Linked DNA regions of Homo sapiens: region 2 is linked to region 1. A link is an interaction called in ENCODE POLR2A ChIA-PET data of the cell type or tissue named here. Cell type or tissue: MCF 10A. All regions are shown on one strand. Links, peaks and the distances in the headings refer to the core of each region. The heading gives the core; the rest is flanking DNA.

What was found. Peaks named below come from ENCODE experiments on the same cell type or tissue, not always from the same donor. Only the 100,000 strongest peaks of a DNase experiment are listed, where the experiment ranks them.
Region 2: POLR2A ChIA-PET joins it to region 1 with 5 read pairs; 5 of 35 experiments call an interaction of 5 or more read pairs at or near these places.

Annotation. Positions count from the first base shown.
Region 1 is chr5:115,414,917-115,426,115 of GRCh38, reverse strand. No RefSeq gene overlaps it. Among named protein-coding and RNA genes, the nearest start is that of CCDC112, 120 kb to the right of the region's middle. RefSeq lists an enhancer at 10,780-10,929. In MCF 10A, for the core only: no CTCF peak of the experiment used is centred there; DNase peaks (open chromatin) are centred at 2,875 and 6,075.
Region 2 is chr5:115,545,552-115,556,750 of GRCh38, reverse strand. No RefSeq gene overlaps it. Among named protein-coding and RNA genes, the nearest start is that of FEM1C, 6.4 kb to the right of the region's middle. In MCF 10A, for the core only: no CTCF peak of the experiment used is centred there; no DNase peak of the experiment used is centred there.

The sequences.
Region 1 (11,199 bases), core at 1,729-9,728:
AGGGGAGAGTCTAGGCAGAGCTATGAAGGGAGGTGAGGTTGGGATCCATGAGAGAACCAGTGGATGCAGGGGAAGAGCTGCTGCCTAACAACCAAGTTCAGGCTAGGGTGTTAGAAGTTCAGAGCCTAATATGTCCACATCCCCACTCCTCACTGACGCTCCCGCTTCTAAAGACCCTCTGTTTGTTGTTGAGAGCTAGGCCTTACTGCTGATAATTCTGTTGCCATGTTTCTTCCCAACAGAAAATAGCTACCTATGGACTACATAGCTGATGTCTCACCTTAGAATTCTCTTGCCTCATGAGACAGAAGACGAGCCCTGGCAGTCTGCAGTAGAAGCAGATGCCTTGATCACTTATAGGACAGGACTTAATAGACAAGTGAGGTAGGGACAATGCTGAAATAAAAACCAGGCTAGGTAATAGGAATAATCATCATCATAGTTACTGTTTATGGAGCACTCTGTGCCAGATGCTGAGCTAAATGCTTTATATACATTTCTTATTTAACCTTCACATCTGCACTATGAATTTGTTATATTATGAATTTACTCCAGTTTAGAGAGGCCGTGGATCTTACTTGAACTGCTTATTGTATTCTCTAGATAAAATTGACTTGGAACTTTGTTTGGAATCTAAATTCTATACTCAATCATTATGCTGTTCTGCTTCTCTTGGGTCCACAGATTCTTATCAAGTCACCCCAAAGTTATCCGGACTTTAGCAGAATCCCAAAGTAGAAATCAAATCAGTCCTGTGCAGTGAAGAGACCAGGATGCAACAGTGTTGCCCAGAAGTGCCTGACTTGCTCCTTTTATTTGACTAGAATAAATAAAATAAAAATAAAAACAGCTGTAGCTCCTTTAGTGAGGTGAAGTGTTATTTTCCTTTTGGAGCCATTCTGTACTTGTTTAGGAAAAGTAAGACGTCCTAGAAGGCACAGGAAATGATTTGTTGTTGGCTCTTTTAGCTAGCAGTGTGCTGATGCTGGCTGGCACTGCCACATACCTTCCCACAAGAGCCAATTGTGTGCATCTCTTCCCAAATCCAATTCAATGAGTTTTGGTTGGTAACTTGAACTTTGCCAAGATGGGAGTATTTACACCATGGAAAATGGCAAACACTACAAATCAGAGCTTTGTTTTCTTGCAGAGCCAGTTGTTAAACATTTACCTACATACCGCTGATTCCAGCCCTGTTTGTCATTTTGTTCCATAAATTTTATATGCCAAAGAAGAGTTGTTTCTGAAATATGGTATTCAAAAGGATGTCTTAATTCTACATACCTAGATATTATACATGAATTAAGGAGCCATTTTAATATGCACAGCTGAGGACGACTGCTAAAAGTTGCCTAATCAAACATGCTCTAGACCACTGGATGCGAGTAACTGGACCCTTCCTTATTGCCAGGCCTTGTAGAGCACCTTGCCGCCAGAGCTGCCATCTGTGCCTGCAAGAGAAAGGAACTGTGATTAGTTTCCTTTGGTGAGGTCTGGCAGCTCAAATTGTGACAGGGAGACTGCATGTGTGTGCAAATGACCTTTTCCTTCTTGACATTTTAACATATCAGAGATAATAACATGAATAAATTAATCAAATGATGGAGATGAATGGATTCATTTGAGGAAAATATTTTGTCAGATCATCTACCTTTTCAACTACATCTACATTAACCAGAAATGGCATTTTTTATGTTATCCATAGGATCACCTCCCCTTATTTCCCATGGAAATGGAAGCTAGGAGTAGAAAGAAGAAGCAGAACTACAGATTACACCCATATCTGCGTGTTGCTGTTACTTCCAGAGTCTTCCTCTTAAGCCTTTGTCTGAAATGGAGTGCGGGCTGTGTGTTCAGCTGTTCTAGCCCCTCCTTCTCCGTCCTTGTGGGTGCTCATGGGGAGGAGGACGTGAGCACTATCCAGCATTCACTGGGGAGGTAGAAATGTCTGTTAGGCACTTATCTCAACATTCTTTAACTAGAGCTATGAGAAGGTAGCACTGGATAATCTCTCTTACTAAGGTCCTCTCTAGCGCAAAGATTCTGTGGCTAAATAATTGACATTTGTGTGGCCCAGGGTGCATGCAACCTTTTAAGCGCTGCTCCTGACAGTCTGAGAGAGAACTGGGTTTCAGTTCCAATTCCCCAGCCATATAAAGACCTTTATTCTTTCAAAGGCTACTTATTTTCCTAATCTGGACTTAGCAGGTGGAAGGATACATTTCCTCAGATTTCCAAGTAAAATAGTAGCCAGCACTGTAGTAAAAATAACAAACAGGATATTAAATGACCCACCCTGTGTGGCCAATAGCTGGCATGTCCCAGTGCTGACAGGGTGGGAAGGCTCTGGGACCACTGTGAGGGCCCTGCCTGGGGCAGTCTGGCGTCTGTTGGGCGCTGCTCCTGGTGTGTAGAGTCTTATATAATACCCGGGCACAGTAGCCTGCCCCTCCCTGCTGCGGTATTTCACAGGACACAGGATTAGCAAGCTAGAGCCAAGCTCTATTTCTGGAAGGCAGAAAGTTCAGCTGAAGAGTAGCCACTGGGAAGACACTCATTTACGCCACTGAGGGAAGCAGAGATAGAGACTCCTAGGGAGAAAATTATTTTGGCAGGCTATTTTGCACAGATAATTTAAGAACATTCGGGATCAGGGTAGGGGAAGAAAATAGAATAAACAAACTGGAAAAGTAACTATTTCCCCTGTTGTCACCCTTCTTTGGCTGCTGTACAGATTCAAACCTAGGATTTTAAAAGTATAATTTATCCAATACCTGATTAAACAAGACTTGATGATTAAGTCTTTGCCACCAACCTAAACTTACATTTGAATACACACTATACCTTAGTAAGTACAGTAAATTCTGATGACTCATCACCCTGGGGAATCTCTATTAATCCAAATCCCAGATCTCCAAGCCAGGCTGGACATTGTTTTCAAATTCATGTGAGAGAAGGGGCACCGCTATTGTGTATATACTGATCTGTATTATTGCTTCCCTAGGCCATTAATTCCTTCAGGACAGAACACAGTAGGAGGTATGGTGATAATTCAATATAGCTAATTAAGGAAAAATGATCTGAACACGTATGTCTTTGGTGGTGGCGATGGTTGTGTGTGTATATGTTTTGGCAGAATGGGTAAGTGAAGTCTGTTAGAAATGACAGTTCTGAAAAGGGGTAGGTCCAAACCTGGGAAGGGGAGAGACAAGCTGGGATCTCGGAACAGGAGGTAAAAACCAGCAAGCAAAAGGCATGTTGAAAGCAGAGACACTCCGATATGTGAGTAGAGTCAAACCCAGAAGACAGGAACCAGATCAGGAAAGAGCTGTCATACAACAGGAGGGATACAGAATGTGAACCAGGAAGCTATACTGTGAAAACACCCTGGATATTTCCTGAAGCCCCAACATTAGCAAAGAGAATGCATGCACCAGGGCCCAGATCAATCGACCCCGTTTGTGCAACAGGTAGGGGTTTCTATCACCCAAATATTTTAATGTAGTATTCGATATCTGATGTGTATTCAGGTGAGCATAGGTTGTTTGCTGAAGTCACATTTGGAAACTTCCTTCAGAGGCAAGTTTTTGAACAACACAAGAAAATAAATATCATGAGTTCTTTGTCAATGGCTTTATTAATTTTACTCTTTCTATTTAAGCAGAGGGGTGAAAGGCCAGATTTGTGCCAGATAGAGGTTGGAGTGTGCCTGGAATGCCTGTTAGGAGGCCATTATAGTGGTCTAGAAGAGATGATGGTGACCCAGACAAGGAGTTGAGGGGAGGAGTTTGGAGATGCATTAAAGGGAGCAGAGTTGAGTGCCAGTTAGACAATTGATTGCAAAATTCAAATGCCTACAGGCTTCTGTCTGTGTTTTAAATTTTCCTTAATAATGTTTTTAATTGTAAGAAAACAAGAGATAGTTCTAGATCCCTGAGGAATCGCCACACTGACTTCCACAATGGTTGAACTAGTTTACAGTCCCACCAACAGTGTAAAAGTGTTCCTATTTCTCCACATCCTCTCCAGCACCTGTTGTTTCCTGACTTTTTAATGATTGCCATTCTAACTGGTGTGAGATGATATCTCATAGTGGTTTTGATTTGCATTTCTCTGATGGCCAGTGATGATGAGCATTTTTTCATGTGTTTTTTGGCTGTATAAATGTCTTCTTTTGAGAAGTGTCTGTTCATGTCCTTCGCCCACTTTTTGATGGGGTTGTTTGTTTTTTTCTTGTAAATTTGTTTGAGTTCATTGTAGATTCTGGATATTAGCCCTTTGTCAGATGAGTAGGTTGCGAAAATTTTCTCCCATGTTGTAGGTTGCCTGTTCACTCTGATGGTAGTTGCGGCATTATTCACAATAGCAAAGACTTGGAACCAACCCAAATGTCCAACAATGATAGACTGGATTAAGAAAATGTGGCACATATACACCATGGAATACTATGCAGCCATAAAAAATGATGAGTTCATGTCCTTTGTAGGGACATGGATGAAATTGGAAACCATCATTCTCAGTAAACTATCGCAAGAACAAAAAACCAAACACCACATATTCTCACTCATAGGTGGGAATTGAACAATGAGATCACATGGACACAGGAAGGGGAATATCACACTCTGGGGACTGTGGTGGGGTCGGGGGAGTGGGGAGGGATAGCATTGGGAGATATACCTAATGCTAGATGACACGTTAGTGGGTGCAGCGCACCAGCATGGCACATGTATACATATGTAACTAACCTGCACAATGTGCACATGTACCCTAAAACTTAAAGTATAATAATAATAATAATTAAAAAAGAAAAAAAAAAAAAAAAAGAAAAAAAAAAAAAAGCAACATTACAAAGGTAGTTATGCACATGTCTGCTTTAAGAAGCTGAAGTGAAAAAAGGATTTGCATGTAATGAATCTTTAAATTATTTCCTTTATGTCTTAAGAAGTCACCTCAACAGCTTGCCCAGTGTTCTTGTAATGCAGGAGATGGACTTATGATGCATAAAAGAGAGGGGACAATCTTCTCTATGGTTATGATTCTGTTGGTTCGTGGTTAATGAGGGGCCCTCTCTAAGTTCATGGTAGGAGCCAGGCATTAGTGATTCTTTATAGCTGTGAAGGGTGAGTGGCCTTTCTCTATCTCATCTTTTCTAAGAGTTTCAGTTCTGAACGCATGAACGTCTGTACTGAAACTATATTAGTGTAAAGGGAAGGAAAGTGATCATGTACAATTCAGTTAAAGATATCTACTTTATAAACAGATTAAAATATATCTATATGTAAAAAAAAAAAAAAAAAAAGAAAACAAGAGATAGAAGAGAAACCAAAAGTTAAAGGAGACTTAAATATAGCTACCACTTGCAACACAGGAATATCATTTGGATCCTTGATTCAAGCAAATTGTTAAAAAGTTTGAGACTTGGAAAATTGATCAGTGACTTTTTGCATTAAGAAATTATTATTACTTTACATGTGATAAGAGTATTGTGGGTTTTTTTGAGTCCTTTTAGAGGTATGTGCTGAGATACTTACAAATGAAATTATATGACTGGAGTTTGCTTTAAAAATATTGGGGAGTAGGAAGGGGCTAGTGCAAACAATATTGGCTTTGAGTTGATATTTGTTAAGGCTTCATGATGAGTTCTTGAGCTCCTTATACATGGAGCCGGGGCTTTATTTGTGTTGACAACTGCTAGTGCCATGTGCCAGAAACTTCTTTCAGAGCTACATGGTCTGTTCTGCTGAAGTAGAGTAACTTTCCTATTGCACTAGGATGAAGACATCCAAATGTGCACATAATAGATGAAACAGCTACAAGAAGGTGGGAGTTGTAGAAGAGCTTTTTTTGTTTATTTTAAATGTATATATTCAGCTCTTTCTGTTAAAAAATGGAAAAAAAAGAAGCATTTTGGAATTAACCAAGATGAGTAATGATGTTGTCAGAGAGGAAAATTGCCTCCCTTCTCTTTTTCTTTCTTAGTAGCTGAACTTTGTTTTGCAAGCTTCATTGTTACCCAAAATAAAGACTACATCTCCCAGCCTCCCTTATGAGGTGTGGCCATGTAGTGTGAGCAGAAATGTTAGCTGGGGCTTCCTGGAAGGCTCCTTAGAGGGAACTGACTCATCTGAGTGGTATGTCCTTCTTTTCTTCTCCCTTCACTTTTTCCTTATGCCTGGAATACAAACATGAGGTATAGAGTTCCAGTAAGCATGCTGGACCATGAGGTGGTCTTGAGGATGAAACCCACATACCTCATGTGGCCAAGCAGAAAGATAGGAGGAGCCTAGTGCTCCTTCTGAGGACTCTGGTGACTTGGAACTGCCTACCTCTGGGCTTATTTTATCAAACAAGAATAAACCTTTATGTGGTTAAGCCACAGTTACTTTAGGTTTTTAATTATATGCAGATGGACTTAATGCTATTGGATACACATAACTGATTATTTATTGTGAATAAAACACCATCTATTTGGTGTTATCTATCAAAAGTTAAAGTGTATAGAGTTATTGACTCAATAATCCCAGAGTCAGGACTTAATTTTGTAGTTATACATGCAAGAAAGTATTATTTGTAAAAGCAAACCCTGTAAACAATGCTTCTTTTTTTTTTCAACCTAAGCATAAATTAATAGCATGAAAAGTTTGCACTCATTAAATTTTCTTTAATATTACTATCCTGTATTTAAGGTGCAGTCTAATTTCTAGTCTGTACTAATTTAAATGGTATAGTAAAGGTATTAGTGGCTCCCCTTCAGCCTCCCCTTCCCTGTCCACCTCTCCCTTTCCTCTCCATCTCTCTCACTCCCATTCCTTTCCCCTTCCCCGCCTCATAAATGTATAATTTTACTGAATATTCAAGGATCTAATCTTCCCAGGATCCATGCAGAAATTCAGGGGAGATGAGAATACAGGAAAGATCTCTTCAGGGATGGCTGATCCAGCTAGGGATTCTTTGTGCCAGCTCTAGGGTTGATATTGATAGTCTCCCTGAACATAGAGTCCAGGAACACTCAATGGCCTCCGAGTGGTTTTAGCCAGGTTGTTTGTTTCTTGCAGGTGAACGAGGACACACGTGCTCTGACAGGATTTGGCATATGTCCAGGAGTTTATTTACTCATACTCCATATGAAGGCAAAGGTTTATTTTGATTCTTTCCTGGAGCATGAGAGCTCGGCTTAAGGGAGTGGGATGGAAACACAGTGGGAAGATAGCAGCAGGGTAGCCTGAGCCATAAGGCAGATGGCAGGAGAGGTGACATTTGTTCCGAAGGCTCTCAAGGCCTTGTGAAGCTCAAAGGAGAAACTTACTTGGTGCTTTCATTTTAGGACAGTTATTTCTATGGGAAGTAACCTTAGTTGCTGGCTGTTTGCTTCAGTGATAAAATCTGAATCTTGGCAACCCCATGGTCCTACAGAAAGGATTATTGTAGGATAATCAAGAAAGCTCATAGCTAAGAAGTGGCAAGTTCCAGGGTTGATTCAGGGGTGGATTCCCACATAGATTAATGTGAGTTGATGAAGTCTAAGAGATGAAGGGAGGTATATATGGATCTATGGATTTGTTGCTAGACAAATGGGATCTATTAATTTCTCACTAGACCAGCTATATTAGTCTTGACAATTTTGGTTATGAAATACATGCCCAACTCAAACTGGCTCAAAGAAAAATCAGAATTTATTGATCCTTGTAACTGGAAAGTTCAGTGGGTGGTTTCAGGCACAATTTCATCCAGGTCTTTAGACAGTGAGTGCATGAAGGACACAATCATTGTCTCTTTCCCGCTCACTCCTGCTTTCCTCTGTGTTAGTTTCATTCACAGGCAGGTATTCCCTACAAGTGGTAAAGATGATCACCAAGAGTTCCATCTATAAGCTTAGCAACCCCAGAGTAAGGCACCAACAATCTCAGGGCTGATTTTCATGGCCCAGCTTGGGGCACTTTCCCAGCTCTGAACCAATCACTGCCCCTTTGATTTTCCAAGCCCAGATCCAATACCCAAGCCTGGAGCCAGAGTCACTTCAGATGAGTGGGGGAGAAGGGGAGGAGTTTAAGGGTAAATTAGTATGTGGTTATCAGGGTCAGGGAGATGGTTGGCAGAAAATCAAATGTCCACCACACCAGGGTAGACTTCTAGGCTTCAATTATTTTCAAGCAATAAATGAAAAGAAAAAGAGGAACTATCAATATACTACACAGTATATGATTGATTCTTCTCTGAAATGTTGGAGATTAGAGGCTCCCAGACCACAGCCCAAGGCTTTGGGACTTACTCCAGAGTCTTCGAGTTTCTTGGGGTTATCCGAAGTATTTGGGTTAAAAACAGATGGGGACTGGAGCACATGTATATGCTCTTGGGGTTTTCTCCAAAACCATATATATGTGTTCCAGTCCCAGGCATGGATGAATTCCTGGTCTAGGAATTCCCCTAGGAGGTAGAGTAATTCATAAGTTTTCCCAAAGGCTTTATAATTCCCCCTCCAAACCTAAAAGAATCAGTCTAATTTATTTTTTGTCCCATTATTTCCTATGTTTTTACTAATGAATACACTGATGCTTGCAGAGCAGCCAATAAACGGAGAACTGGACCCACACTCAGGTGTTCTGCCCCATGTCAGATAGGGTGACTCTGTACCCTGCTGTGGGTGGGTAGAAAAAGCAGCAAAGAACACTGGTTCTACCTTCCAGAAATAGAATGTTTGAAAAGAAATCTTTGTGAAGTTGAGAAATGCTATCTTTTATACTACACAGATGAAGAGTGGAGTCTACAGAGGCTTTGAAAATGAAGTGGAAAATGCTGGATCAGAATGCAAATGATGTGAGCAGACCAAGCAGGCACAGAGAATGTGCAGCATTGCCAGTCCTTCCCGCTTTTCTGAAAATGAGAACTGTGTGAAGACAATAAGCTCATTTCAGAAACTGCCAATTGCCAATTCTTTTTCTTACTGGGGAGAGAATATTCTGGAACTCTTCCTACAGGAAAGGTCATCAGACACAGACCTATTTCGAAACAAACATTCGTAAGGAAGAGAGGCATAGTTTGGAAATGTGAAGAAAAAGAGAAGAGGCATCCTGGCAACAAGAAAAGCTCAGGTCATGGCCCATCTTCATCAATTTTCTCAAAAACTGAGATGTAATTGGTGGAGAAGGAGCCAGTCTTAGTCCCTGTTGGAGTATGATGCCACCTCTACCTATGCATTCTGGGACATTTTCATGGGGCAGCTGATGACTGCTGATTCATTTGACTTAGAAAGTTTCAGAAATTTCAAACCAGATAAATCCTCTGCTCCTTCTGAGTTCAAGAACATGATCCAAAGAGGAAACAAATCTGGAAACATCCAACAATGATAGCAGACTTTCAGTCAGTTTATCTACCACACCCACTCCTCACCTACAACTTCTAACAATGGCAGTTCTGTGTACCATGTGATTGAACCGGGAATGGGCCCTAACCAAGCCAGAGACCAAATAAATTACTCTCCAGGAATTCTGAGCTTAGAGACATATAGAACTTGCCAATTTGGTTGAGGACCATAAAGAAACAGATGTGTGGACTGTGTATGATGAGGTACCAGTCACCACAAACCAGCCACCCACAGGACATAACTGATACACGACATGTTTTGTTTGGCCTGTGAGGTTTGAAATTTAAATGATTGCCAACACTTAAAAACTAAAGTATTTCACATTTAAAACTAGGTGGGCCTTCCAGAGCAAACTGCATGGAAATTGTGGTTATCTTAAGAATGAACATGCTGAACCAGAGAGGCCAGACTTGAGGTGCATTTGAGACTTTTCAGACTTTTAGAACATACATTTCAAGATCACACACATGCTCGCATAAGTGTCCATACAGAGGACCAAGGGGCCTGCCCCAGACTCACCTGCTGCTCAGAATAGATGAGCAACTTTCAGCAAACTCACAGGAGACTCAGTGAACAGAGAATTTTGTTTTATTTCAGTGGCCAGATTCCCCACCTCTCTCTACAGCTCCCCAGGCCCAGAGGCTGAGTGGTATAAGCAAGTTTCCTTTTTAGACCCCACTATTTCACATGTGTGAGCCCTATAGGCAGTGGGGTCAGTGAACCCTGCCTAAAGTGAAGGATGTAGAGGGCTTCTGAGGGGTCCCAGTTCTAGCCCCTACTAAGGTCTAGCTCTTTAGCAATTCTAAGTTTCCCCAAAGACTTTTTTATACCTACAGTAAGCTTTCTCCCTTCTCTCTGCTGTCCCCACACAATAGACAATTTACGTAAGCTAATTTGAGTGGATTTCACACCTTGCTGCTAAAGGGGCTCTCACAAAAACAACCTCTGAGAATTAACCTAGTAAAGAAAAGATCCAGTGGAGAAAAGAACTGGACTGTGTTCCACGATATCACCTGGAGCCACTGGCCCCTTTAATGAGGCCGTCTTTGGCAGCCTCAGAACCCCTGTTGATGGGGAGTCTTTCAGGCTTCTTCCCACCCACAGCATCTGGGCATAGCTAACTATATCATAGAAGGCATCAAGCTATAAATGACGACTTTTTTTTTTTTTGCCCCACATTCTTGTTTAAGTTGTCAACTTGTATGTTTGGGAGATATTTTCAAATGTTTGCTTGTTTGTTGCAAAACCTCGGTAACCTCACTCATTGGATCTGTTCAGAGATGCCAGAGGAGGAAAGGGTTCTCACCTAAGACACTCAGAGGCCTGAGTGTTTTTGGGCCCTTGCCCAAGGGAGTGGGTGTGCAGCATGTTATACAGCCTTCATGCAGTTCTTTGCTCTTTTCTGTGAGTCAGAGTCATGTGCTGTTTAAAATAGGTGGTGACAGTGGGCAGGGCACTCCAAACACAATAGCAATTCATTGAGTGCATTGGGAGGGAGAGTGTGACCTTTCATCCAAAGCCTCAGCGAGGCTCCATTTGACTGTTGTAAGATCAGAATGAGCATGCAGACCCACTGAGTTGACTGGCAAAGCTTTACTATGGATAACCACAGATGCAACCGCATGCTGTGTCTTTAGGAAAATGGGAGCAAGTGGATTGTGTCAGATGTCCAAATGGTAAGTAAGCAGTCATGTACTTGTGGCTCAGCTTCCCTGAGGAAACTGTACTAAGTATGTACTTACCTAAGAATGCACAAGCTCACTAATGCAGCTCAAGTGGGGCATGAGCTGAGGCCCCTGAGTGAGGCGTGCTTGGGATTTTTACCCTTTTAGAAGTGT
Region 2 (11,199 bases), core at 1,627-9,626, 130 kb before region 1:
GAAATCCAACTCAAATTGGCCTAAACAAAAAACAAAAAGCGTTGGAAGACGGATGTGTTTGTTCATATATCCGAGAGGCTAGGACAGGGTTAGCATGTTGCCTAACTCCAGGGAGCACTGTTCAGTGATTCTGGAGGCAAGCAACACAGTGGCACTGGCCAGGGGATATTTGACCTCTGACATGGCGGGATCTAGGGGTTCAGACCATGCCATGGTTCCATCTCTCCTTCAGTTATGTTGATTTTGGCATGGACATCCTCATGGAGCCTATCATAGCGGGCAGGGTTCAGAGGATGGGATTTCCCAGATGAAGTGTTTACTCAAAGAAACTGGAAACAGCAAAACAAAAGGGGTAAGTGCAAACCATAATCAACATGAGCCATCCACAAATGATCCAGTGGAATCTGGTCACATATCAGATCTGAAGGGCAAATAAGTCTACAAATGGGCAGTGAATCTAGGGATTAGGTGTCCAGCAGTCAGGAATGGGAGAAGAAAGCAGGTTGGAAGCAAGTTAGAGGAAACTGCTCAGGATAGAAAACAAGACCAAGGTGGTGGGGCCCATTCTTGCTGGTGTTTCTCCAGTGATGGGGATGTGGTCCTGCAAGCTATAAGCTGCAGGCCAGGTCCCAAATAGATGGGAGTCCTTCAGGGAGACAACTATACACAGCAGCTCAGCCCCAGGACCTAGGGACTGAGGGGGTATGGAGAATGGCAAATTGGAGACAGTAGACCCATTACTGAGGAAATATACTGGGGAGGCAACGTAGTACCTACATTCTGGCCCAGACTGTCTAAAGTCAGACAAATTCCACCCTGCCATTTACTAGCCATGTGAATTTGTTTAAGTTACTCAACTTCTCTAACCCTTGGTTTCTCCATCTGTATAGAAGTACTTACAATGTCTGTTATAAAAATTAACGTAGCAATGCTAAACCTTTTTTGCACAGCCTCTTTCACACAGAAACACTAAATAAATGCTCACTGCTATTATTAGCAGCAAACTATAATACTAATTAGCAACAAAGGAAACTAAGAAACAATTTGGAAACCCATGGTCAGCACAAGAGCTGTCATTGCTAGCTCTGAATTGCCATGCCCCTTTCTTCTTTAGGTCTTTGCACAAGGTATTCCACATTCAGATCTCAGCTCATACATTCCTTCCTCGAGGTTGGGGGTCCTGCTGTTCTAGAGGTGCTGGCCTGATGAGTGCGCTAAAGACATTTGAACCTGTCTCCCTGTATCTAGTTTGGCCTGGAAACTAGGGGAAAGGCTGAATCTTCCTATTCAAAGTCCAGCTTGTGCCTGAACAGAGGTGGACTGAGTCTCCACATCCACTCATTCATTTTCACTATGCAAATATTCACTGAGGACAACCTGTGTGCCACACACTCTGCTGAATTATGGTGACTCAGAATTGAACATCCAAACATGGCCCCTGCCCTCCTGGGCCTTCCAGTTGTATAAAGGAAATAGATAAAGCATCACAAGGATCCTAAGAGAGGAAGTAAAGGGCACAATGGCAGCTATGGGGAGTGGAGGAAGTAGGCAGGGCAATATGTGGCATCCAGTTATAACAAGGGAGCTACAGAGGCTGGGAAATTGGCAGGGCCCACCCCCACCCTGAGTCCACGTGTACACATTTTTCTTTGAAACGGGCCAACAGAAACCTTGCATGTATATCCTAGCAGTTTTCCTCTACAAACAGTTTAAAAATACATATTTCTTACAGTAGCTAGGAATGTAAAATAAGGTATAGGACCTGGAAAACAATGGGTTCTTAAAAATAATGTCAATATTGGTGGTTGTTTAGCATCATTATCATCACTGTCAGTGTCCTGCTGATGATAGGTACAAGGTTGAGTGTGAGATTGCTGTCAGCCTGTGGAAGATGTAAAAAGCACAGTTTTCACCATTTTGCCTCCCAAGACATAAATAGAGATGAACAGGTTGTAGACAGAGCAAAGGATCAACTGGGGAGACTGTAGCTCTCAGCCTAATATTCTCAGATGAAGGTAAGGGTCACATAATTTTTCACCGAAGCAAGGCCTTTGACTTCTCCCCTAAATCCTTCAAACCTTATAAGCTACTCCAAGAACAACAATAACAATGATAACAAAACAAAACCAACTTAAGAGCCAACAACAGCTTGGGTGAATCCACACTTCCATTAATCTAGTCCTCCAGAAAAGGTTTCTGGAAATTACATTGCTCTTTCTCCTCTCTCTAGCCACAGAACTAGGGTACTGCTCAAAACATTTTCTTTTCCAACACAACTGACATTTTCTTTTCTTTTCTTTTCTTCCTTTTTTTTTTTTTTTTTTAAACAGGGTCTGGCTGTATCACACAGGCTGGACTGCAGTGGTGTGGTCACGGGCCACTGCAACCTCCACCTCCCAGGCTCCCACCTCAGCCTCTCAAGTTGCTGGGACTACAGGTGCACACCACCACGCCCAGCTAATTTTGTATTTTTTGTAGAGACGGGGTCTCGTCATGTTGTCCAAGCTGGTCTTGAACTCCTGAGCTCAAGGAATCTGCCCACCTTGGCCTCTCATTCAGGGCATAGCAACTTTATGTTACCCCAGGAACCATGAGTGGGGCCTGTATGCGATTGTAACTGAGGGACCCAAGCTGGTGATTTTATCAAAACAAACAACTGTAGGCATTATTGTTTATTCTTAAGTTGGATAAAGTAGAGCCCTAATAGGCAGGACTCTTCTGGGCAGGGAAAATAAGGGATTCTAGCCCCAGAACCTACTGAATAGACGCACTGAATTAGAATTTAGGAGTGTTCTGTTTTTTGTTTTGTTGTTTTTGTTTTTAAGGTGGAGGTGGAACATGAGCAAATTACTTCTTTTACTCAGTGATCCAGAAGGCATACCGTGAGATCCAGGTAGAGATCCAGGTAAGGGACACTGTGAGATTCTGGGGTCCCTTTGCCTGAGGAGTGAGGGACTTAGCTGGACAGTTTTCCACATCATGTCCAGCTTGTTCTCAGGACAACCAGATGCTGACTTTGACTTGGCGCCCTCCAGGTTAGCAGAAGCTGGGCCCAGCCTTGCCCCCTGTGCCCAGGTTTGGGTTCCACCTGAAGGAAGTTTTATGGCCATAGCATCAAGTTCAAATTATTTCACATGACTTCCTAAGATTCTCCCCAGTCTGCCTCCTTCAAAACTCTCCATTTTTCACTGATCCCCTGTTGTGGGTTATTTTAAAGCCATGTGAGATTTCTTTTAGTTCTTCAGCAGCCAACCTTTCTCTTCTTATCTAGAATTAATGCTTGTAAGCATTTCTCTCTGCCTGCAACTTTCACCTGCGAAAACACCTACCTATTCTTCAGGCATTTGCTCAATCATTACTGCCTCTAGAAAGCCTTCCTCTCCACCACACCCCAGCCCAGAGGAGGTTCTTTGGATTTTCTAGGAGGGCATAGATGACACAATCTTGCTCATGCATGCTGTATTTCCAGGCTCACTCAGCACTGCGCAATGCACACAGTCAGCAATAAATACGTGTTGAAAGAATAAGCGACTGACTGAATGAATAGATGAAAGAAATATGCCTGCCCTCCACAAATGGCTAATCAGAGGGTTACTTTCAATAAGGACTTGGAAGGTGAGGGCTGTTTTAGGTATCCTTGGACTGGGTGCCTCTGACTAAGGAATTGAAGCTTGTCTGAAGCACATGGGAAAACACTTACTTATTAGTTAAAATAAATAACAGTAAACTGACTTAGCCAAAATAAAATAAATCATGGAAAACTGATTGACTGTACTGAGCTTAAAGAGGATAAACATACAGCAGTACTCAGTGTCAAGGACACATCTGCCAGCCTGCTTCTGAGGATCTGATCTATGCTTCTCATGGGGAGAACCTTAGGTAGCACAGACCTACCACTAATGAAAGTCTTCAGATGGGTCCTCAGGCATGCTCCACAATAGCACTGAACTCACAGAACATACACTAAGGGGCTTATCCCCTCTGACTAGCAGTTGTAACTCAAGATTTGATTGTATGTATGGCCACATGTGGCAGGAAGAGAGGCCAAGACTTGGCATGAGACCTACCCACTACAATGGGACAGGCTTTGAAGAACTAACCTAGGTGCAGAGAATAATGCCAGTGGAAGAGCCAAATGGGAGTCATTATTAAGAGATACAGTAGCCCCAGTTACAATCCAGGCAACAACTGGCCAGGGGGTTTCCAATCATAAGTATTGGGAGTTTGAAGATGGGTTCATGGCTGGCTCCAACAAGAAAGAGTCAAAGTGAAGGTCCCTACCGTCATGACTGAGTTCAGGGCTGGGATATGGACAAGACATATTGGAACTGCCAATTGGCAGCAGGAGAAAGAAGCCAAAAACAGGTGGGATTGGGGCTGGGGAAAGTGACCTTTCTTTCTGAGGCACTGGCCTCTTCAGAGAATGGCAGCAGTGGAACACCCTGTGCCTGTGTAGGAAGGACCTAAAGATGGAGTGGGAGGCACAGAGTCAGTGGACACAGTCACTAGACGCCCAGAAAGTCAGGGGGATAGGAAATGAGGTGGAGCTGATCCTCACAGAATTCCACACTAGAACATAGTAAATTCCACTGGGAGGATGAATGGCATGAGGTTCCTAGACCAGAGAGCACTTGGGGGGGTGTTGAAGCAGCTCTGGAGTTTGGAGTAATCACCTTGGGAGAGAGAGAGAATCATCCATAGTGATTTGTTCCTATTCAAATAGGGGGAAGAGGGCCTTCGAGCTAAGCATCTGAGGAGGTGGCTGGGAGCTCTTGTGTGGGGATGGTGTTGGTGTGTGTGTGAGAAGGCAGCTTTGATATAGTTGGGAACTGGTGCCAGGATGTGAAGACACCTAGAGAGTGAGGCTGTAAAATCAAAGTTTGTTTTGTGAGTTCTGAAAGAGGAAAGCACCAGAAGATCATTCGAGTGTCTAGTCCTGGTCAACAGGGGCATTGCAGTGGAGTCTGAGGCACTCTCCCCAGGCCTGGGAGAGGAGGTGGGAGTGCCCTTGACCCAGGTATGGGAGACGATAGGGAGTCCTTGTTCTGTGTGGAGACTTAGATAGACTACTGGGTTAGTAGAGATCTGACTCATCCCTCTCTAATAAAGCGTGGATCCAGTGACTTTGGGTGGGGTCGCATGTGTTGAAAACTGAGAAGAACCTGGCCCCATCTGACATCAGTCTGGGTGGTGATGGGGAACTCAGGACCAGAGTTCGTCACTTAGGGTGTGGCTAGAGAGCTAGAGTTAGGGCCCTGACAACTTCAGGAAATAAGACAACAAAGGAAATAAATGGATACTTTTATAATGACATAAGATTTCTAGCTTGTAATAATGTGATAAGTGAAATGATAACCCCATACTATAGAGGGAGACTGGGCCAAGAGAAAATTAACAGAATTTGGTGACTGAGTTGCTGCCTCCTTATCTTGCTTCATTCAGAGAAGTAAAGATAAGACCAAACTACCCAAAGGGAACCTGGAAATCTCCCTGCTAAAAGAATTCTTGCGTGCATATTTCTACAATTTTAAAATTAATTTGGGTTCACAAGTTTCCTTTTTAAAATGCTAGTACCCCAAGGAAGTATTCTTGCTTTAAGTAAATAACCTTAAGTGGGGTCTCACTCCTCCTAAAACCTGCAAGAGAGAAGCTGCATGAAGAAAATATGAAAGCTGGTTGAGCTGTAGGAATAGGAAATGGTGTGTTAATATTAGGATACACTTTGAGTGAGGGGAGTAGGGATTTTTGGTCGTTCAGAGGGTAGCTTAGGGCACCACTCTCTCCCTGGCACGGGGGAAGCAGGAAGAAAGAAGGGAACATCTCACGTGTTCTCTCAGCTCCAGCATTCTGGATGGTGCCCCCTCCCACCCCCCTCCTGCTGACTTTTGGCTAGGCTTCCTCCTACTAATCCTTTAAAATTCCATTTAACCTTCACCTCCTTCCCAGATTTGCTCAAGCAGAGTTAGCAGCTCTGTTCTTTGGGCTCTCACTGTTGTTTATACACATATTTTGTTTTCATCTGTTTATAGCTACATTTCTCCTACAGACCATCAATTCCTCAAAAGTAGAGATTATGTCATATTCATCCAGTATCTAACATAGTACATAATAGGATTCCATAACTTTGTTTTATTGGGGTTTTTTTTGTTGTTGTTTTGTTTTGTTTTTAGACAGGGTCTGGCTCTGTCACTCAGGCTGGAGTGCAGTGGCGCAATCTCAGCTCACTGCAACCTCCGCTTCCCAGACTCAAGCCATCCTCTCACCTCACCCTCCTGAGTAGCTGGGACTACAGGTGTGCATCACCATGCCTGCCTAATTTTTGTATTTTTTGTAGAAATGGAGTTTTGCTATGTTGCCCAGACTGGTCTTGAACTCCTGAGCTCAAGCAGTCTGACAGCCTAGACCTCCCAAAGTGCTGGGATTCCAGGATTCAATAATTTTTAAGGTGGTGAATGAATTTATGACAATTAAAATATCTCACCTTGAGCAAATTATCAGTGTTAATAAAGCGGACTTATATGAGAAAGACATTTCTAAATAGCACAAGAAGCGTACACCTTGCTATGCTATTTTTGTGTAACTTTTAAATTCATGAAAGTAGATTCTTTTCATACTTTTCTAAATAGAACTATGCCCAGTTAGTTACCAAAAACTAGAGATTTAAAAAAAATTCATCCTGGCCATTTCTCAAATTAGAACAAGTTACCAAAGTATACCAAAACCGTGCAAGCAAACTGTTTCACTGAGGTTTCTGGTTTAAATATAGACTGGCAGGAATTAAATGTTTGACAATCCCCAGAAGGAATACTATAGAAGGAATGTTCTACTAATTCAAGGATATTGCACAGACCAAAAAAATCCCAAGGGTAGCCAGGTAAATTTGGGAAACTTGGCGGTATCATTTAACACATACAAAACCAGTAAGAATTTTCAAAAAATATAATATCAAGTGGGTTCAATGTTTGGTGAAGTCAATAGTGCCTTGCTGGTGGTGACAGATTGGTCTAAGTCTTCTAGGAAATAGTATAACAATGTATATGAAAAGCCAAAAAGACATTCTGTAATCCAACTCTTGGAAATTTATCCCAAGGCAATATGTGAGAAGAAGAAAACAACTTATAGGCCTGAAAATGTTCATTGTTCTATAATTAGGGTGTCCCCTTTTTGCTGATCCAATTCCTCCTCCCCATCAGCCTTTCAGGTAAGGGGTAATGTCTCCTCTGGGCTTACATTATAAAGCCTTGGGCCTAGGGAAATGCTCTGGATGCAAGTAACACTTTGCTCCCCCGTCGGGGAAGCCTGAATATTCACCTTGGCTCCCGGAAGTGGTTCCCCTTTTTGTCTGTCATCTCTGGGTACTTACCTGAATGGGTAATTCAGAGGCTGTCTCTGGTCCCTTTCCCCTTTTCCAGTCTTTGGCTCCCCCTACAGACCCCTTAAAAATGAGTCTTCCTGTTATGCCCCAGTAGCATTCTGTGGCTTTCAGGAAGACAGTAATTGCTGATTTAACCAGACATCAAAGTCTTAATAACCAAACCAATCCAAAGCAAACCAACCAAACCAAACAAAAAAGTTGTCCCTCCCATTGATGGAAGGTAGAAAAGAGGTGGGCATTTAGAAACACAATGTAAAATCTATATAAAAGGAAATTTAGTTGATTTTCTATTTAAGAAAAAAAAAATCAAAGATTGGAAGAACAAATGTTCTTTAGAAATGGAAATGACTTCCAATAGGGGGTTGTGAATAAGTCTCCAAACATTTCAATTAAGTCTTCAAACATTTTTACTCATGCACATGAGATGCTATCTACCCTCCTACATATTTTTCAATTGTCACCTAAAATTTTTCATCATAAGTTTAAGTATTCGCAAAGGTTGCAATTTTCCGCAAAATGTAAAAATTAACATTTTTAAATAAAACATGCTTTTAAATGAATCCAACGAAATCTAAATATCATAGCAGTTATGCTTACTATGAACCATTTAAAAAAATATATGAACAAATTATTATTTACCTATAGGATATTTTTACATAATTTATTTTCTCTTCGCATTTATAATTCCATTCCACATCCCATTCCTCAGGAATATATCCTAATTAATGTACTTTTATGTTTGAATATGTTTTTTGTTTTTGTTTTTGAGACAGTATCTCGCTCTGTTACCTAGGCTAGACTGCAGTGGTGCAATCACAGCTCACTGAAGCCTCAACCTCCCAGGCTCAAGTGATCCTCCCACCTCAGCCTCTGGAGTAGCTGGGACTGCAAGCATGTACTTCCATGCTTGGCTAATTTTTAAGTTTTTTGTAGAGACAGGGTCTCACTCTGTTGCCCAGCCTGGTCTTGAACTTCTGGGCTCAAGCAATCCTCCTGCCTGGGCCTCCCAAAATGCTGGGATTACAGGCGTGAGCCACTATGCCTAGCTGAATGTGTTTTATGAATCACTCTATTATATTTCTCTGCAATGAAAATACATATAAAAGCCAGGCACAGTGGCTCATGCCTGTTATCCCAGCATTTTGGGAGACCAAGGTGGGTGGATCACCTGAGGTCAGGAGTTCAAGACCAGCCTGGCCAACATGGCGAAACCCCGTCTCTACTAAAAAATACAAAAATTAACTGGGCGTGGTGGCAGGCACCTGTAATCCCAGCTACTCAGGAGGCTGAGGCAGGGATAATTGCTTGAACCTGGGAGGCAGAGGTTGCAGTGAGCCGTGATCGTGCCATTGCACTCTAGCCTGGGTGACAACAGGGAAAACTCTGTCACAAAAAAAAAATATACATATATATATATATATATATATATATATATATACACACACACACACACACATATAAAGAAATACATATAAGTTGAAATTTAAGTTTCTTATAACTAAAGACCCTAGGTGCTCATTTTCTTCCAGATTGAGGCATCATTGTATTTATTAGTAATTTTCAAGTATTCAAAACAATACAAAATATAAATTTTTTGATTATTAAATGTGATGTTTTACAATTAAGTGCACACATTTATTGTTAAATACTACTTCTTACTAGAATGAGACAAAGTTCAGATTCAATGTTTTCTCAATTTTTCATTTTTATAAATTCTGAGAAAATGTTTTCACATTAATAAGTAGATGGAGGCTGGGTGTAGTGGCACACACGTGTAGTCCCAGCACTTTGGGAGGGGGAGGCAGGTGGATTGCTTGAGCTCAGGAGTTCAACACTTGCCTGGGCAACATGGTGAAATGCTGTCTTTACAAAAAAAAAAAAAAAAAATTGCCAGGTGTAGTAGTGCATGCCTATTGTCCCAGCTACTTGGGAGGCTGAGATGGGAGGATCACTTGAGCCCAGGAGGTCGAGGCTACAGTGAGCTGAGATTGTGCCACTGTACTCCAGCCTGGGCAACAGAGAAAGACCCTGTCTAAAAAAAAAAAAAATAGTAGTTGGGTCTATAAGGAGTTTTGTCATTATATCAATGTCACTTAATTCTTTGAACTCCTTCTAATCGATATCAGTGATCTTTAGGTCATACTTTTTTCAAAGCAATTATTTGGAAATCATCTGACTTGCAAAAGAATTTGTTACCCAGTCATTAGAAGTATACACTTTCTAATATAGATCAGTGTTTTAAATTTATAAAGAATTGGCAAAGATTGCTGAGCCTTTTATAACCCAGAGCAATGCCTGTAAGATTCTCAAATGTCTTTCCTTTTACAAATTGGGAAACATACAGCTATTGTGAAAGAGTTGGGAAATGAGACACCTTGACCATATTCCTTTACCAGCAGATCAATTTTAGGAAAGAACGTAGGTGTAAATTGAAGATTCAGAAACTGGTAGCCTTTTTTTTTTTTTTTTTTTGACAGAGTTTCCTTCTGTGGCCCAGGCTGCAGCACAGTGGTGTGATCATGGCTCACTATAGCCTTGATCTCCCCAGCTCAGCTCAGGTGATCCTGCCACCTCAGCCTCCTGCATGCCATGCCTGACTAATTTTTTGTGTGTGTGTGCGTGTGCGTGCATGTGTGTGTGCGTGTGTGTGGAGTTGGGATTTCACCATGTTGTCCAGGCTGGTCTCGACCTCTTGGGTTCAAGCAATCTGCCTGTCTCAGCCTCCGAAAGTTCTGGGATTACAGGTGTGAGCCACAGCAGAAATTGGTAGCCTTTAAACTAAGTGTCCGTCTATCCCTTAACAATCCCATGAGGGATACAGAGCTCAGTTTGAAGATGGCTGATGTGAATGTTTACATCTTATTGAATTAGGTGAGAGAGACAGGTCAGCTCAGGTTAGGCCTTGGTTGGGACACTGTACACTGTTATCTGTACCCTGGGAGAGTATAGAACTGTGACATATGCTGGGGATAAAACAGCCAGTCCTCTTGGCTGGTTAATTTTTATGGATGGTCAATCTTATCCTTTATACTCTATTCTTTTATATTTTCTTCTCAGTGGCAATTACCTTAACTTCAGTTTTGGGAATCTGATGTTGAGTGTAGTCTGATACTGACTACCTAAGGGAAATACTATGCTATACTTAAAAATTATTAAGACTGTAAAAACATAAGAAACGTTTAGAGTATAGAAAGGAAAAGCAAAATATATAGTTGTATGAAAATTATTTCAATTATGCAAAACTACATAAACTTCTGAACAACACTACAATATACAAAAATGAAGTTGTGATTTTTTATAAATGTTTTTAGTGCTGCATGACTTCTAACATAACGTTATGGATTACATATGCTGAGGGTCAGACTGCCTACTGTAATATTCTATTTCTCCTAGTGGTACTAAGGAATTATGTGAGCTTAAGTTCCCTCAAACAAAGTGATTGAAGGTCCATTTTCAAAAATTCTGTTTTCTCATCAGGATTCATTATGGGCGTTATTTCCCAAACACATTTAAACTTTTTCATCCTAGTTTAATGCAACGTAGGTTTTAGCATCAAATTCCAGAGGTTTATCAACTACTATATGAAGAAGTAATTCTTTTCATTCATATATATAACCTTTTAAGCTTTAGTTCCCGATTTATTACTCAGAGCTCAAGAACCTGACCTCATTGACTTTACATTGCTCTTAGGGTTTACCATTCCTCGTAGCCTTTATGCTTTTTAGAGGCTACTTTAGAAAGAGAGTCAGTTTGACAGCCTCCAAAACTAATCACATTTTCTGAAATTTCAGTTTCCTCCGTGTGTGTTCTGAGGTGTAATTACG